2 separate regions of the Homo sapiens genome follow, and region 2 is linked to region 1. The links are chromatin loops, found by intact Hi-C in ENCODE. Cell type or tissue: CD4-positive, alpha-beta T cell. All regions are shown on one strand. Links, peaks and the distances in the headings refer to the core of each region. The heading gives the core; the rest is flanking DNA.

Region 1 (8,317 bases), core at 137-8,136:
GAGTTAAAGATGGAGAGAAAGAAGGCATCTGGACAGACCCGACGTGATCATGAGTTCTCCTGAGAGGGAGGCAGAGGGAGATTGGACACAGATGGAAGAGGAGAGGCGTGGGACCACAGAGGCAGAGCAGGAGCTATGCAGCCTCAAGGCACGGGAGCCACGGATGCCTGAGGCCTGGGAACCTGGAAGAGGCCGTGGGGAGCCTTCCCTGCAGCCTGCAGCCCTGCCCGTGCCTCGAGTTCCACTTCATGACTCTGCTATCAGACATCTGGCCTACGGAACTGTGAGGCGATATGTTTCTGAGTGTTTTTGTTGTCACTATTGTTGTCGTTTGAGACAGTGGTGCAATCACGGCTCACTGTAGCCTCGACCTCCTGGGCTGAAGCAAGCCTCCCACCTCAGCCTCCAGAGTAGCTGGAACTACAGGCGTGCACCATCTTTTTTTAGAGATGGGGGTATCACTATGCTGCCCAGCCAGGACTTGAACTCCTGGCTTCAAGCAATCCTCCCGCTTCAGCCTCCCAAGTGCTGGGATTGCAGGTGTAGCCACTGTGCCCAGCCAGCTTCTGTGGCTTTAAGCCGCCCATTGGTGTCACTTGTTACAGCAGACCCAGGACAAGCCACTCAGCTGAATGAGTTTAGAGTCTGATTTTACCCTTTCTGGGCCAGGAATGCCCTGCGGGGCAGGCGGCTGCAGCTGAGCCTTCTAGACCTCTCTCTACTGAAAATACATAAAAGGCGGAGGTTCAAGTGAGCAGAGATCGTGCCACTGCACTCCAGCTCTCCATCTCAAAAAAAAAAAAGAAAAGAAAAACCAAAGTAGCCATTGAGTAAAAAGGGAAATGACAAAAGAGTCTCGCTCTGTCGCCCAGGCTGGAGTGCAGTGGCGCGATCTCAGCTCACTGCAACCTCTGCCTCCTGGGTTCAAGCGTTCATCCTGCCGCAGCCTCCCCAGCAGATGGGATTAGGAGTTAAAGATGTGCGGTGAGTCCCGCGTCCCCCCATGCTCCGGGGGTGTGAGTCGCGCATCCCCCCGTCGGGGGGTGAGTCGCCCGTCCCCCCGTGCTCCGGGGGGGTGAGTCCCGCGTCCCCCCGTGCTCCGGGGGGGTGAGTCCCGCGTCCCCCCGTGCTCCGGGGGGGTGAGTCCCGCGTCCCCCGGTGCTCCGGGGGGGTGAGTCCCGCGTTCCCCCCGTGCTCTGGGGGTGTGAGTCCTGCGTCCTCCCGTTCCCTGGGGGTGTGAGTCAGGCATCCTCCCGTTCCCTGGTGGTGTGAGTCCCGCATCCTCCCGTTCCCTGGGGGTGTGAGTCCCGCATCCCCCCATGCTCCAGGGGTGTGAGTCCCATGTCCCCCTGTACTCTGGGGGTGTGAGTCCTGCATCCTCCCATTCTCTGGGGGTGTGAGTCCCGCGTCTCCCATGGACCAGCGCTGTAAGTCCCATGCCCTCCTGTGCTATGGTGGTGTGAGTCCCGTGTCCTCCCATTCTCTGGGGGTGTGAGTCCCCTGTCTTCCCGTTCTCTGGGAGTGTGAGTCCCATGCCCTCCCGTGCTCCGGTGCTGTGAGTCCCGCGTCCCCTCAAGCTCCGGAGCTGTGAGTCCCGTGCCCTCCTGTGCCTGGTCGTGCAATGTTGAGTTCGGCACTGAAACTCTCTGAGCTTCATTTTTTACCATCAGCACCCTGCTTCCCAGCGCCTTTGGGAGGAGCAAAGGAGAAAGTCGGGCCCAAGGCCCCAGCAAGAGGCCAGCCCTTGACAGCTGTTAGCTGGACTTTGCTTCCGTCCTGAAACAATACAACTTCTGAACCACACGGAGCGCTGTTGGCCAGAAACTCAGAATCGGATGGGTCCCCATATCTGTGTTTTAAAAGTCACTCCAGACTTCTCCAGGGCACAGCCCTGTGCTTCCGGGGCCTGCAGGCTGGGGGGAGGGGAGGAGAGGTGGGCTGCTGGGGACACTCACAGGCACCTTGACTCCCCTGGGCCCCCTGGTGTTCCCTGCCCTTTTTTTTTTTTTTTTTTTTTTTTTGGAGACGGAGTCTCGCTCTGTCGCCCAGGCTGGAGTGCAGTGGCACTATCTGGGCTCACTGCAAGCTCCGCCTCCTGGGTTCACGCCATTCTCCTGCCTCAGCCTCCTGAGTAGCTGGGACTACAGGCGCCCACCACCACGCCTGGCTAATTTTTTGTATTTTTAGTAGACACGGGTTTTCACCATGTTAGCCCGGATGGTCTCAATCTCCTGACCTCGTGATCCACCCACCTCGGCCTCCGAAAGTGCTGGGATTACAGGCATGAGCCACCATGCCCGGCTCCCTGCCTTTTCTTTCTTTCTTTCCCCTTCCTGTCTTTTTTTTATTGAGTGAAATTCACATAACATAAAATTAACCATTCTGGGCTGGGTGCTGTGGCTCATGCCTTGTAATCCCAGCACTTTGGGAGGCCAAAGTGGGCAGATCACCTGAGGTCAGAAGTTCGAGATCAGCCTGGCCAACCTGGTGAAACCCGATCTCTACTAAAAATACGAAAAATTAACCTGGCATGGTGGCAGGCGCATGTAATTCCAGCTACTCAGGAGGCTGAGGCATGAGAATCACTTCAACTGGGAGGCAGAGGTTGCCGTGAGCCGAGGTCCCACCACTGCACTCCAGGTTCGGCCACACAGTGAGTCTCCATCTCAAAAAAAAAAAGAAGAAGAAGGAGAAGAAAAAGAATTTTTCAGCATCCCAGAGGCCCCTGGCCTCCCAGCCACTGTCCCTCCCTTCCTGGAGGCCAGCCACCATTGTGATGAAGAGAACCCCGTCTCTCCCTCAACATGCACCCCAAAACACCATCCTCTATGTTGCCTGTTTGTGATCCACACAGAATTCCACAGAATTGAGCCTGGCCACTTCTGCTCAATGTGATTGAGAGAGGCTTCCTTGCTGCGCATAACTGCAATTCGCCTGTCTCCACTGCCGCGGAAGGGCCCGGCGACGGGATAGACCATGATTCGCCCGTCTCCACGGCCACGGAAGGGCCCGGCGATGAGATAGACTGCAATACATTTTCCCATGAAGCTGTTGATCGGCTCCTGGGCTGTTTCTGGTTTGGAGGGTGTCATGAATGAGGCTGGCATGAGCACATGAGTTCTGGCTGAGTAGTATTTTCAGCAGCTTGGCCAAAAGGTATGACTTTTCAGGACCTGGCTGAAGGAGGGACTCCAGAGAAAAGGGCTGATGGGCGGGAAAGCGCTGGCAGAGGGGATGGCCAAGCCACAGCTGGCAGGCTATGGTTCCCAGAGCCCCAATCAACACACCTCAGCTCCCAACTGGGGCTACCTGGAACGACAGGAAAGGCTGACTCCATGAGCTGTCATGGCGTGGAAGACCCAGTTGTGCCCAATGGACGCAAGCTCCCTCCATTTCTGGCCATCCCCTGCTGATTCCCTCCCACCCCCACCTCCAGCCCGACCCCGCCTTCTCCACCAGGTGCCCTCCCATGAATTCAGCTCCATGGACAGCTCCCAGGCTGCTGTCCTCCATGTGGTGCTGAAATCACCCCAACAGAGAAGCCAAGACATGGAGAAGCTAAGGAAGAAAATGGAATGAAATGGCATGGGATGGAGCTACAGAGCCATCAGTCCTGAACCCGCCACCACGTAGAAGTGGAGGCAGGGGTCCAGAGAGGGAAGTCTTTTGCCTAAAGGGGTCATGAAGTGCTCGGTGGTAATAAATGGAATCGTCTACGACGACCGAGATTTACAGAACCCTGTCTGCATGCCAGGCACCACGCTGAGTGTTCGTATGTGGACCGCCACCGTCAACCCACACGGCAAGCTCAAGAGTAGGGCCCTACGATTGTACCTGCTCAACAGAGGAGAAGCCTCATCGGTGAGCAGCAGAGCTGGGCCTGGAACCTGTGTCTTCAGCCCTACCCCGGGCCTTTCCTCCCCTTGCCCTTGGTCTCAGTGGGTCCACTGTTTCTCTAGAACCAGAAAATGACAGTCACAGCAGCGTTGACGTCACCCCCAGTATATGAGTCAGGGTTCTCTAGAGGGACAGCACTAATAGGACAGATGTATACATGGAGGGGAGTTTACTGGGAGTATTGACTCACATGATCACCAGGTGAAGTCCCACAATAGGCCGTCTGCAAGCTGAGGAGCCAGGAAGCCAGTCCGAGTCCCAAATTCCAGGCGGTGAAATGGCAGCTGAACTGACATTCATTCATTCATTCATTCATCAATCAATCATTCATTCACCCCCACCAGCCTGCAGAGGTCCTACGGTGCCAGGCCCTGGGGCTGCAGAAACAACAGAAAAGCCCCCAGCCTCAAGCTCAGCTGCGCCGGGAATCCTTTCCCCGGCCTCCTTGGGGTGTCTGAGACCTCGTCAAAGAGTTGGGGGCCCATGGACATCTCGAGGGAAAGGCAGGGGGCCAGATGGGGTCAGAGCCAGCATCCCTCCAGAGGCTGGGACAGGGACTGGAGTGGACTCACTGTGTCTGTGGTGGGGGCCATGATGGAAGTGGGGGTCCCACACAGAACAGACAGGGCTTCCTGCAGGTTTCACCTGCAGTCCAGGGCCTGGGACCACCCCCACCCCCCCATCCCCCATCCCCCACCCCCCCACCCCCCCACCCCTCTATCACCCTTCACCCCCCCATCCCCCCTTCCCCCCGGGAACAGCGGCTGGGCGGAGTGGGAGTGCCCTCTGGTGGCTCTTTGAGGAAATAGCAAGGGCTATCCTTCGTAAAATGCTTTCAGACAGAACCGCTGGTATGGCACTCGGCCTCCCGCTGAAGACATGGATACAGGCTGGACACACACGCTTCGCTGTGTGATACACGCATGTAACGGGGCCTGTGGGGAGTAACCAGCGCTGGTGGGGCCCGGGGCTATATCCCTTGAGCGAACATAAACAAGAAAGTGAGCCCACGTTCAGCCTGGTTTTCCTTGTGGGGCATCTTCCCACATTGGCGTGGAGGTCCAAAAACAGAAAGCACAGCCTTGCCGAGCTGAGAAACAGGGATTAGAGTTTGAGGCTCCAAACCTGCTGGGGCCTGAGGGAACTTGGAGAAAGAGCCCAAAGCCCTGAGTGCAAATCCCCTTCAGGCCGTGGCCGCCCCCTAAGCTGAATATGCCCCCAAGAAACTCCAAGAAACCCAACAGAAAAGGCTCCCGGGAGGATGGAGAGCTGAGCAGGGGTGTTGGCAGCTGCGACGGGCTGGAGACCAAGCCCTGTGGGGGGCGGGGGCTGGTGACCATCACAGGCTTTCCCTTGGGAGCACAGAAGTTCCACTCCCTGGGAACAAGGGCTGTAACCCCCAAAGCCAGTCTGGACAGGGCTAACCTGGGCGCGATGGCTCATGCCTGTAATCGCAGAGCAAAAAAAAAGAATAAGAAAAGTTACAAGGTGTCTTAGTCTGTTACCTGTTGCTATAGCTTAAGAGTGGGTAATTTATAGAGAAGAGAGGTTTGTTTCTTACAGTTCTGAAGGCTGGAGGTCCAAGAGCATGGCGCTGGGCAAGAGCACGCCAGCCCAAGTCTCTCTTTCTCTTCTTTTCTTTCAAGATGGAGTCTCGCTTTGTCACCCAGGCTGGAGTGCAGTGGCACCATCTTGGGTCACTGCAACCTCTGCCTCCTGTCTCAGCCTCTCAAGTAGCTGGGATTATAGGCACCTGCCACCACGCCCGGCTAATTTTTGTATTTTTAGTACAGACGGGGTTTTGTCATATTGGCCAGGCTGGTCTCCAACTCCTGACCTCGTGCTCCGCCCACCTCAGCCTCCCAAAGTGCTGGGATTACAGGCGTGGGCCACCGCGCCCGGCCCGTTTCTTTTGTTATGAGGCCACTAGTCCCATCATGGGGGCCCACTCTGATGACCTTATCCAATCCTAATTACCTCCAAAAGCATATAATTGTGGAGATTAAGTTCCCAACACATAAAGTCTAGGAGAAACATTCAAACCATAGCACAAGGCATGCTCTTAGAAGGGACCAGAAGCCGGGAGTGCATGCCTGTATTCCCAGGGACGAGGGAGGCTGAGGTGGGAGGATCACTTGAGCTCAGGGGGTTGAGGCTGCAGTGAGCCCTGTTCATGCCACTGCACTCCAGCTTGGGCAACAGAGTCAGACCTTGTCTCAAAAAAGAATAAAATAAAAATAAAAAAAGAAGAAGGGACCAGATCACCAGACATGGTGCTGATGCCCATAATCCCAGCACTTTAGGAGGCCAAGGTGGGAAAATCATTTGAGCGCAGGAGTTTGAGACCAGCTTGGGTAACACACTGGGAACCCATCTCTACAAAAAACGAAAACAATAGCTGGGCATGGTGGTGCACACCTGTACTCCCAGCTGCTCTGAGGGCCGAGGTGGGAGGAGCGCTTGAGCCCAAGAGTTTGAGGCTGCAGTGAACCATGATTGTACCACTGCACTCCAGCCTGGGCAACACATGCAAAACCCCGTCTCAAAAATGTGGGAAGGGCAGGGCACGACAGCTCACACCTGTAATCCCAGCACACTGGGAGGCCAAGTCAGGTGGATCACCTGAGGTTGGGAGTTTGAGACCAACCTGGCCAACATGATGAAACCCTGTCTTTACTAAAAATACAAAAATTAGCCAGGCATGGTGGCACATGCCGGTAGTCTCAGCTACTCGGGAGGCTGAGACAGGAGAATCACTTGAACCCGGGAGGCGGAGGTTGCAGTGAGCCAAGATCGTGCCGCTACGCTACACTCCAGCCTGGGGGATGAGTAAGACTCTGTCTCCAAAAAAAAAAGAGGCAGGGACTAGATCACTGAAAACCAAGAGAAAAAGCACTTAATAGCGACGACAGAATCAGAGGTGGTTCAGATATAGGAGGCCTTCAAAATGATAACATGCTACTTTCTTCATGTTGCTCCCCTGCTCAAAAGCCTGCATTGCTTCCCCTTGTTCTTCAATGGGGCAGTCACTACTTTCTTTGCAAGCGGCTTTGCACAATGCCAAGAAAAGAGCTGAGAACGCTGGGTTTCAGTGTGGGCTCTGGCTAAGCCAGGGGTGGTCTTGGACAAGTGATCTCTGGGCCTCGGCCTCCTTCTCTGCACATAAGGCAACTGGAAGAAGTTCCTGCCTCCAACTCTTCTCTCCTAGCAGGTGCTCTAAGGGCTGAGTCATTGTCACAGGGCTCTGCTAGCGAGGTGGGCCTGTGTGGATGCACACTTTGTGAAAACTCATCAAACTGCACACTTACAAGTGTGCATTTTGGGCTGGGCGTTGTGGCTCACACCTATAATCCCAGCACTTTGGGAGGCCGAGGCAGGCGGATCACGAGGTCAGGCCAATATGGTGAAACCTCGTCTCTATTAAAAAATACAAAAATTAGCCAGGCGTGGTGGCGCACCCCTGTAGTCCCAGCTACTCAGGAGGCTGAGGCAGGAGAATCGATGGAACCCAGGAGGCAGAAGTTGCAGTGAGCCGAGATTGCGCCACTGCACTCCAGCCTGGGCAACAGTGCAAGACTCCGTCTCAAAAAAAAAAAAAAAAGTGTTCATTTTGGCAAACCCCAACTCAATAAAGTTGGGGTTTTTTTGTTGTTTTTTGTTGTCGTTTTGAGACAGAGTTTTGCTATTGTCGCCCAGGCTGGAGGGCAGTGGCGCAATCTTGGATCACTGCAACCTCTACCTTTTGGGTTCAAGTGATTCCCCTGCCTCAGCCTCCCGAGTAGCTACGATTGCAGGTGCCCGCCACCACACCCGGCTAATTTTTGTATTTTTAGTAGAGACAAGGTTTCACCATGTTGACTAGGCTGGTCTCGAACACCTGACCTCAGGTTATCTACCTGCCTCGGCCTCCCAAAGTGCTGGGATTACAGGCATGAGCCACCACACCTGGCCTAAAGTTGATTTTTAAAACTAGCTTCCTGCCTCTTCCCTCCCAGTTTCCACCCCCAATTGGCAACAAGTTTTAACTCTTTTCATGGTCTCTTCCGGCATTTTCCCGATCTCCAGTAATATTCATACCAATGTTTCTTGACTTTTTCTTAATAAGGGCACTAGTCACACTCCCAGCAGCAGAGTACGTGATTCTAGTTGCTCCACATTCTTGTGAAAAAAAAAATATGAAATTAATTTTTTAGACCAGTTTTAGGTTTAAAGAAAAATGAGAGGCCAGGCACAGTGGCTCACGCCTGTAATCCCAGCACTTTGGGAGGCTGAGGCGGGTGGATCACGAGGTCAGGAGATCGAGACCATCCTGGCTAACATGGTGAAACCCCGTCTCCACTAAAAAATACACAAAAATTAGCCAGGCGTGGTGATGGGCGCCTGTAGTCCTAGCTACTCGGGAGGCTGAGGAGAATGGCGT
Region 2 (8,317 bases), core at 194-8,193, 120 kb before region 1:
AGCTGGCCCGTGGCACAGAGAATGGGATGAAGCCCGCCACCCCCAAAGCCAAACCCGGCCCCAGCTCCCAGGGCAGTGGAAGCCCTCGCCCCGGCACCAAGACAGGAGGTGGCAGCCAGCCCCAGCCAGCCAGCGGGCAGCTCCAGAGCGAGACAGCCACCACCCCAGCCAAGCCCAGCTTCCCCAGCCGGAGCCCTGCACCAGAGAGGCTCCCCGCTCGAGCCCAAGCCAAGAGCTGCACCAAGGGGCCAAGGGAAGCTGGTGAGCAGGGGCCCCACGGGAGCCTAGGTCCCAAGGAGAAGGGAGAGAGCAGTACGAAGAGGAAAAAGGGCCAGGTCCCAGGGCCAGCCAGGAGTGAAAGTGTGGGGAGCTTCGGGAGAGCCCCCTCAGCCCCTGACAAGCCCCCCCGGACCCCTCGGAAGCAGGCAACTCCCAGCCGCGTGCTCCCGACCAAGCCCAAGCCCAACAGCCAGAACAAACCCAGGCCGCCACCATCAGAGCAGCGGAAGGCAGAGCCGGGCCACACACAGAGGAAGGACAGACTGGGCAAGGCCTTCCCCCAGGGGAGACCCCTGCTCAGGCCCCCCAAGAGGGGCACAGCTGTCCACGGTGCTGAACCTGCCGAGCCACACACCCACCGGACGGCCGAGGCCCAGAGTGACCTCCTCAGCCAGCTCTTCGGGCAGAGACTAACTGGCTTCAAAATCCCTTTAAAGAAAGATGCTTCCGAGTAATTTCTAGGAGCAAGAGCCTGGGACCGGAGCTGGGCGTTCCTGTCTCGGCCTGCCTCCTTGGCCAGCTCCGGCTCCCTGAGATGGTCCACTCTGTGGCCACTTGACTTCTTGTGCAACTGCTCAGGCCTTGATGTCAGAGCTGAGGTGGTGATGCTTTGAACAGGGCCCAGGTGGGCAGCATTCCCTTTCTTGCTGGAAGGCTGGGGGTGAAAGACGGGGCCACTGCAGCCCTTTTGAGACCACACAGCTGTTTTCTTGGTACCAAGTACTTGAAGAGACAGCAGCCCATCCCCTCAGCCCACACCCCTGCGCCCTGTGGGCACCGACACCACAGAAGCCAATGTTTGGAGATTTGCACAACCTCCCGTTCCCCCACATGGAGAAGGGAAGTAAGTTGAGGCAGCCGTGGGATGGTGGTAGGTTCCCTCTTAGTCTTGCTGCTGTTGCTGGAATTCCAAAGTGACCTTAGAAACCACGTGGGGGAAGGCAGTGCTCACTACTTAGAAGGGTTGCTTCTGAGCCGCCTGGTCCCCCAAGAGCACAACAGGCCTCCTCCCTCTGACCACAGGGTCATGCCTCCTCCCTCTGACCACAGGGTCATGCCAGCCTCCATTTGCTCTGCGGGAGAAAAGCCCATCTCTAGCACACCTTGACCCCAGGAACCGGGTTCCCGTATGGAACTGGGAAGAAACCGCCCCTGTGCCAGCTCCCGCGGGCCCTCCTCGTTCCCTCCCAGCCTCCATGGCCGCCCTCTAGAGCCTCCCTGCTGTACGGAGCTCTGGGCTCCGCCTATTTGCAATGTTACTCTGAAGTTTCTGGTGCTATTTTTGTGTTGTAATGTGAATACAGGCTTCCTTGATTTTTTTTTTTAATGGGGGTATTGGGTGGGACAGACGGGGTCAGGGAGGCCCCACCATGGCTTGTCGAGGGCACGGGCACCTGCATGGCGGCGCTCTCCCTGCCTCCCCTGCCGGGCTGCAAGCCTGAGGTCTGTGCTGCCAGACGGGGATGCTCAGGGCTGGGGCTGCAGAGCCGCTGCCCTGGCCAGGGCACCCTCATGCACCGACCCAACCCAGGCCTGGGACGCACGTGTCCTCTCACAGCGTCGTGCCTGTGAAGGTGGGTCAAAGGGTGAGAGGGCTTCCTTCTCACCCTTCTCTCCATAAGTATCTTGAAGATCCATGGTTTGTTTTGCTCTATTGTTTAGTTTTTACTTGGGTGCAATGTGTACGTCAAAAGTTTTTATTTTGATATTTGAAAGAGACCAAATCAGGCCCAGACCGCCTCTCTGGAAGGTGTTGTAGGCCATTCAAAACGCCTCCGGAGTGTCGCAAACCAAGTGCGGAGGGGCCCTGAGGTTGTACTGTAAACATCATAGTGACTTGTCTTTTCAAATATATTCCCACTATTTTCGCAGAAAACCTCCAGCTGCGTGACGTCTGTCCTCCCGCCGGCCCCCATCCCTGGTCTGCACCTCCCTGAGCCTCAGAACTTGGCTCCCAGGGTGTCTGCGCCAGCTGCCACTCTCGGGCCACCGTGGGCCAAGGGCCCAGCCGGGGCTGCGGGACCTCGTGCAGGACCCAGTGATGCAGCCATGGCTGTGTCCTAAGAACACCCCTTCAGCAGTGGGTGTTCCAGGTTTTCCAGAAAGGGGCAAGCCCACCCCGGCCATCCTCACTGAGGACCTCCCCCGCCCCCAGGAGGAACACACCACCCCTTCAGCAGTGGGGGCTGGCCCAGGTTTTCCAGAAAGGGGCAGGCCCACCCCGGCCATCCTCACTGAGGCCCCCCCTCACCCCCCAGGAGGAACAGACGGGAGGCTGAGGTGCCCTGGCGCCCCTCCCCCACATCAGAAGCAGCCCGGGGGACCCAGGGAGCGATGGGGCTGGGCTGAGGGAGGATAGGCGTGGGGACTGGGCTCTGCCACCCTCGGGCCTCCCCCCAGGCACCCGTCTGGTGTGAGTTTTCCAGCCTTCACATGCCAGGACGCAGCCCTCCCAGGCTGGGGAGCCAGGCCCCCTCACCTACCCAGAGACGCAGCCTTGTCCGCCTTGTCCCCTCCTCTCTCCCACACTCGGGTCCCTGAAGGTGTCCACACGTCCCTGCCTCAAAGCCTGCTCCCTCATGGCCCTTCCAAGCTTCTCCTGAGACTGTCTTCTGGAATGTTCTGTGGAAGTGCCTGCCACTGACCATCAAGGCATCCTCTCATCTTCTTGGCCAATGGACTTGGTCAGCTTTCACCCCTCCCCCAGGTGGGCGCTGGGCCTCCCCTGCTTTCCACTTGTTGCTGGCGGAACTCACACCGTAAGGGCGTCTGCGAAGGGGCCCAGCGTGGGGAGGGCAGCGCCTGTCCTCAAAGCCCTGCTCTCGGGGTGGATGTCGGACACCGTCATGCCAGCTGCAGGGGCTGGGGGCATGGGGAGCTCTAGACCCCAGCAGAACCTGGGCGGGATCTTACAAATGATTCCCAGCGGGGCAGCCACACCTTCCTGCTTGTTAACACACGGAGATCATGAGGCCGTCAGCAGCACTGCCTCAGTCTCCCGCTCTGTTTCCAAAACTTCCTGGCTCCGGGATGGGGTCCTCAGGGAGCAGAGTGGCTCCATTGAGGGAGCCGCAGGGAAGGGGCCAGGGCCGCAGGAAGAGTGGAACCAGGAGACCCTCCCCACCCAGCCTCCTGTGCCCTACAGCGCCCCTCAAAGATCCCAGTGTCCAGGAGACAAGTGACCCTCTCCAGTGAGGGTGGGTCAGAGTAGACCCCTGACTGGGCAGATGAGGAGGCTGCTCAGAGGAGGCCTCCAGCCCTCCCTGCCTCACCAGCCTTGCTTTCCTCCCCTCTTCCACGGGAAGCGGAGCTCCTAAATGAGACACCTTAACCGGGGTCTCACCACTTCCGTCCAAGCACACGGTGCCCCTCTTCCCTGGATAGAGGACAGATTCACCTGCGGCCTGCGGCTGTGGCCCACCCACCCCCACCGCCTCCCCACCCGCCAGGCGCCTGCCTGCAGGGTTCCCTTTGCCAGGAACACTGTTCCCAGGCCCGCACACGGCCCCTTCCCTCCTTTTGGGCCCCTCCCCTCACGCCCGCCGTCCTCTGCCTGGGTGGCTCTCTGCTCGGACACTGGTTTTGGGGTCTTCCCAGCCCTGATGGTGGCAGAGGCCACAAGGCAGCCTGGGCCAGGCCTGCCTGCAGGAGGGGCTGGTGAGTGGGGGTGTGGCCATCTGCCCACCCCCTTTGCTCACATTACCCCCCCACTGTGCAAGGAGCCTGGCTCAGGGAAGCCAGCAGACGCAGCCCCCAGGCGGGGCCTTCTGAACAGGTGCTGGTCTGGCACAGGGACTATACCTGGCGGGTGGCTTCATATCCAGGGAGGAGGCTCCGCAGGAGGCCCGTAGACGGGGGTTGGGGGGAAGGGCATGGAAAGGACCTTGCACCCCGCACAGGGCTCTGAGTTGGTGTTGGGGCAGCGGTGGGTCACGGGGCTGCCTGTCTGGGCTCGGTGTGTGAAAGGGTCCCATGGACTTCATGGGTGGAGACCCTTGAGGTCCCACCAGGTCTGCAGTCTGGGACACCCGCAGTGTGTCTGTTCAGCACAGTGTGTCTCAGGCAGGGCCCCGGCCGGCAGCATCCAGGGCACCCCACTCGGGTCAGCGGCTCTGGGACGGGCTGGGCACTCGCTCCCACCAGCCTCGGGGGCTGACGTTGGAGGGCCGCTGCTCTGAGCCATCTGAGGCCATGCTCAGGGACTGCCAGGAGTGAGCCCTGCCCCTGTCCACTCACCGCTCCTCCTGTGGGGCCTGAAACCACCGTTTGGCTGGAGACCCAGGATGTGGACGGCCCCCGCCTGGCCACCAGGTGGCAGCATTCGCCCAGCCAGGGGGTCCAGCCTCCACCTGGGCAGGGCGGCCGCCTGCAGCCTCCAGAGGCACCGCACCTGCCGACCCCACACCCACTTGACCTGCAAACCACCCACGTGCACACCCGGCACCTCCACACACTAAAGGGGACAGACAGGCGGGAATCCCTCGACTGCACACGTGCACACAGCACAGCCTCACCCCTGCGGACACCTGGGCATTCAGACGCATGCCCACAGGCACACACGCATGCACGCACGCACGCACACACGCCTACTCGGCCCCCGGGGTGCACTCAGGTGCCTGCCAGTCGCTCACACAGCCACAGGAGAGAGTGCTGCGGAGTCCCTGCAGGGTTCCCTGAAGGACAGGTGTTTGAGCTGGGAGCAGAGGAGCACTGGGCGTGAGCTGTGCAGGCCCTGTGGGGACCCCTGCAGAGGGAGTGGACACTGAGGCCCGGCCCTGTGCACAGCCAGGGTCACTGTCCACACCAGCCCTCCCCCTGGGCACAGTCAGGGTCACCGTCCACACCAACCCTCCCCCTGGGCACAGTCAGGGTCACCGTCCACACCAACCATCCCCCTGGGCACAGTCAGGGTCACCGTCTACACCAACCCTCCCCCTGGGCACAGTCAGGGTCACCGTCTACACCAACCCTCCCCCTGGGCACAGTCAGGGTCACCGTCCACACCAACTCTCCCAACCTGGGGACTCTGTCTCTCCCACCCAGGATTCTGAGGCCCAGTTTGCCCCAAGACTGCAGAGTCCCTCTGTGGCCAGAACCCCCAATGGGCTGCCCTGAAGCAGCAGGGGGAGGCAGGGAGGCTATGAGTATGCAGAGAGCTCCCATAGACAGCGGCGTTATTTCCCATCATCCACGTCTAGATTCCAAGGCCGCTGGGGAAGTGGGGTAGGAGAGAAGTGGGTGCCCTGGGCCAGGCTGAGGAGACAGAGGGGGCAGGCAGCCGTGGAGGAGACGCAGGCAGGGGAGCACATGCCAGGTGCCCTTGGGTCTCAGCCTGTGGGGCGAGGAAGCAGAGGGAGGGTAGGAGGGTGCCAGTGGTGAGTGGCAGGCCTGGCTTCATCCCCACACCCCACCGCACAGAGAGGAGGTATGCAGGGCAGGGTCAGGGGTTCCGCGGGATGGGGGCACACCCTCCTACCCTCCTCAGGGAACAGTTTACCGGGACGGTTTACTGGGAAACTCATTATTGAAAGCAGGCTCTCCTACACGCTCCTACACCTTGAAGCATCTGCTCTCCTGAGAAGATGTGTGGATGGCCAGGTTCACGCAGTGGGGAGAGGGGGATGGAGAGGGCCGGCCCCGGGGAAGGGGCTGTGTCCCAGTGACTTTGGGGCGGCTAATGTGGGGATTCCTTGAAACACCCCAGAGGTGATGGGACTTGGAGGCCCTGGAGCCCATGGGGAGCTCAGTCCTGCCCGTGTCCTCTGTCCACGTGCCACGTATGGGCCACAGAGATGCAGCTGAAGTTGGGGGCTCCAGCCCCAGTGTCTCCCCCTCCCAGCGCAAGGACAACAAGCAGGTCACGCCAGGTTCCAGCTGGGAAGCAGCGGGAGGCAGTTCCCAATTCTGGGTGGATCGCAGCCCCAGGACAGCCACGCTGAGGCCCAGGGGTGTCTGTCTTTCCAGGCCTGCCCTGGCCTGGGTCCCAAGCCCACGGCCCCTTTCCCCAATGCAGTGTCTGTCTCACTGACCAGCCGCGTGGCTGTGAGGAGAGGAGGCAGAGCTGGTCCTCCCCAAGGCCCGGGGCATGGCAGGGAGGTGAACACACTGCCCCTTGGCCTGCACTGCCCGAGAGAACCCCAGGCCTGCTTCTGGGCCCAAGGAGAGGGCAGATGTGTTCTGCCAGCACCAGGAGGTACCCAGGAGCAGCAGAGCACTGAGCTGGGGGCCAGAGGCCTCAGGCTGGTCACCAGCAACCCCCGACCGGGCCTCAGTTCTTCCATCTGTTAAATGGACGAAGTGACCAGCAACATCCTTTCCAGCCCTGGCTCCCAGCAGCTCCCTCTGAGAGCTCAATTCCAGGCAAGGAGCCGCGGTTCCCTGCGCCCGGCTGGATTTCACACTGCAGGCTCAGTTTCCCCTGTCTGTAAAACGGGCTCCATGAGACCTCCCGGGACTGTGGTGAGAAGGAGACGGCGTTTGTGAACTGCTGGCCTCACGCCAGGCAGTGGCGCTCTCTCTGTGAGGAGAGACGCACACGCTGCGGCTGGCGCCTTCCACACTGACCTGGGCCCCTGCGGCGAGGCTTGCGGAGTCAAAGTCATGCGGTGCTTCCTCGCCCCCCAGGGCCTGGCGCGGCTGGGGCCCTGCCCCTCTCCGACTCCGTCTCCCACCCTCTGTCTCGGTCATCTCTGGCTGCATGAAAAGCCACCCCGGCACTCAGTGGCTCGGAACAACAATCGCGTCTTTTGCTCACAAATCTACCATTTGGGCAGGGCTGGGTGGGCACAGCTCGTCTGCTGCCCGAGGCACCTGCTGGGGCTGGCGTCTCCGAGTGAGCTTCCACCCAACATGGTGATTGAGTTCCAACATCGAGGGTCCCGAAAGACGAGACCCAGACGCCGCCGGCCTCTCGAGGGCTGGGCTGGGAGCCGAAGTGGCGTGGCTTCCCGCACATCCTTCCGGCCAAGCAGTCACGGAGCCAAAATCCAAGACGGGGCCTGGGTCTCCCTGCCCGCACGGAGGTGTGTCACAGATCCGGGGGCCATGTTTTAAAACCATCACCGTTGCCCTCTGGCCACAAATTATTTGTATTCCACCCAGATGCAGGGCACACTCACCCCTCCAAAAGTCTCCCCAAAAGTCTCACCGTGTCTCAGCGTCAGGCTCAGGCCCGGGGCCCTGACATTTAGATAGGGCCAGGTGTGGCTGAGGCCATCGAGTCATTCCTCCGGTGAAGTATGCCCGTGCGTCGGGGTGCAGGGCACGGGGTGTAGGACAAATGCTACCAATGCCCCTGTCGGGAACTGGGAGGAGGGTGGCACATGTCCGTCACTGCCACAGGCGGTTCCGAAGCCCGGGCCCTGCCCCGTACAGTGACTGTGCTGTTAGCCCGGCCACCTGGGGCCTGGCTCTGCACTGGCGTGTCCTCTCCTCGAGGCGGCTGAGTCTGCCGTTCGGGGACCTCCCTCGCTCCCCTGCCTGGTGTCCTCTCCTCGAGGCGGCCGAGTCTGCCGTTCAGGGACCTCCCTCGCTCCCCTGCCTGGTGAAGGTCATGGGGTCCCGGGCCTCTTCACCCTCTGTGTTGTCTCCGCCTCCTTCCATCTCATCTCATGGTGCATCCACCAGAGCAAGGCCCCTTCGACCTTCATGGACAGACCCTTCTCCACTCTGCCAGCCGTGGCTGCTGTGTGGCCGAGCTCTTCCGATTCTGGAGGCCGATGTCCAGATGCAGCAACAGGGTCTTCCTGGGGCCAGACACGCAGTCTTGCAGCCACACCTTGGACCAGCTCCTCACTCTGAGGCCAGGGCTTCCTCCGAGCATCTTTCTCAGCGAGAGAGACTGGAAACGCGTGGCAGTTTTCTTTCCAGCCTGGCATATCCACACTCTCGCATATGGCTCCTAAGTTCTGCTTGAAAACCAAACAGGTCTTCCTGCAGCATCGCCTGGGACCAACCACACAGGCCACAGCCGCTTTCCATGTCCTGCCCGGGCCGTCCTCGCCATCGCGCACAGGTTTCCTGGCTCCTCATCGTGCCT

Evidence for each region. Peaks named below come from ENCODE experiments on the same cell type or tissue, not always from the same donor. Only the 100,000 strongest peaks of a DNase experiment are listed, where the experiment ranks them.
Region 2: it touches region 1 in a loop (10-fold over the local background); 90 of 110 quality-filtered maps call a loop at or near these places.

The regions. Positions count from the first base shown.
Region 1 is chr16:88,557,417-88,565,733 of GRCh38, forward strand. It overlaps ZC3H18-DT (ZC3H18 divergent transcript), which reads right to left and starts at 4,567. Exons shown (of 3, transcript NR_146877.1): 1 at 4,088-4,567; 2 at 3,835-3,955; 3 at 2,687-3,309. In CD4-positive, alpha-beta T cell, for the core only: a CTCF peak has its summit at 4,736; DNase peaks (open chromatin) are centred at 1,799 and 4,675.
Region 2 is chr16:88,438,599-88,446,915 of GRCh38, forward strand. It overlaps ZNF469 (zinc finger protein 469), which reads left to right. Exons shown (of 3, transcript NM_001367624.2): 3 at 1-2,155. The coding sequence ends at 734. Among named protein-coding and RNA genes, the nearest start is that of ZFPM1, 11 kb to the right of the region's middle. RefSeq lists an enhancer at 4,525-5,390. In CD4-positive, alpha-beta T cell, for the core only: CTCF peaks have their summits at 4,599 (motif pointing right) and 4,799; DNase peaks (open chromatin) are centred at 4,059 and 4,593.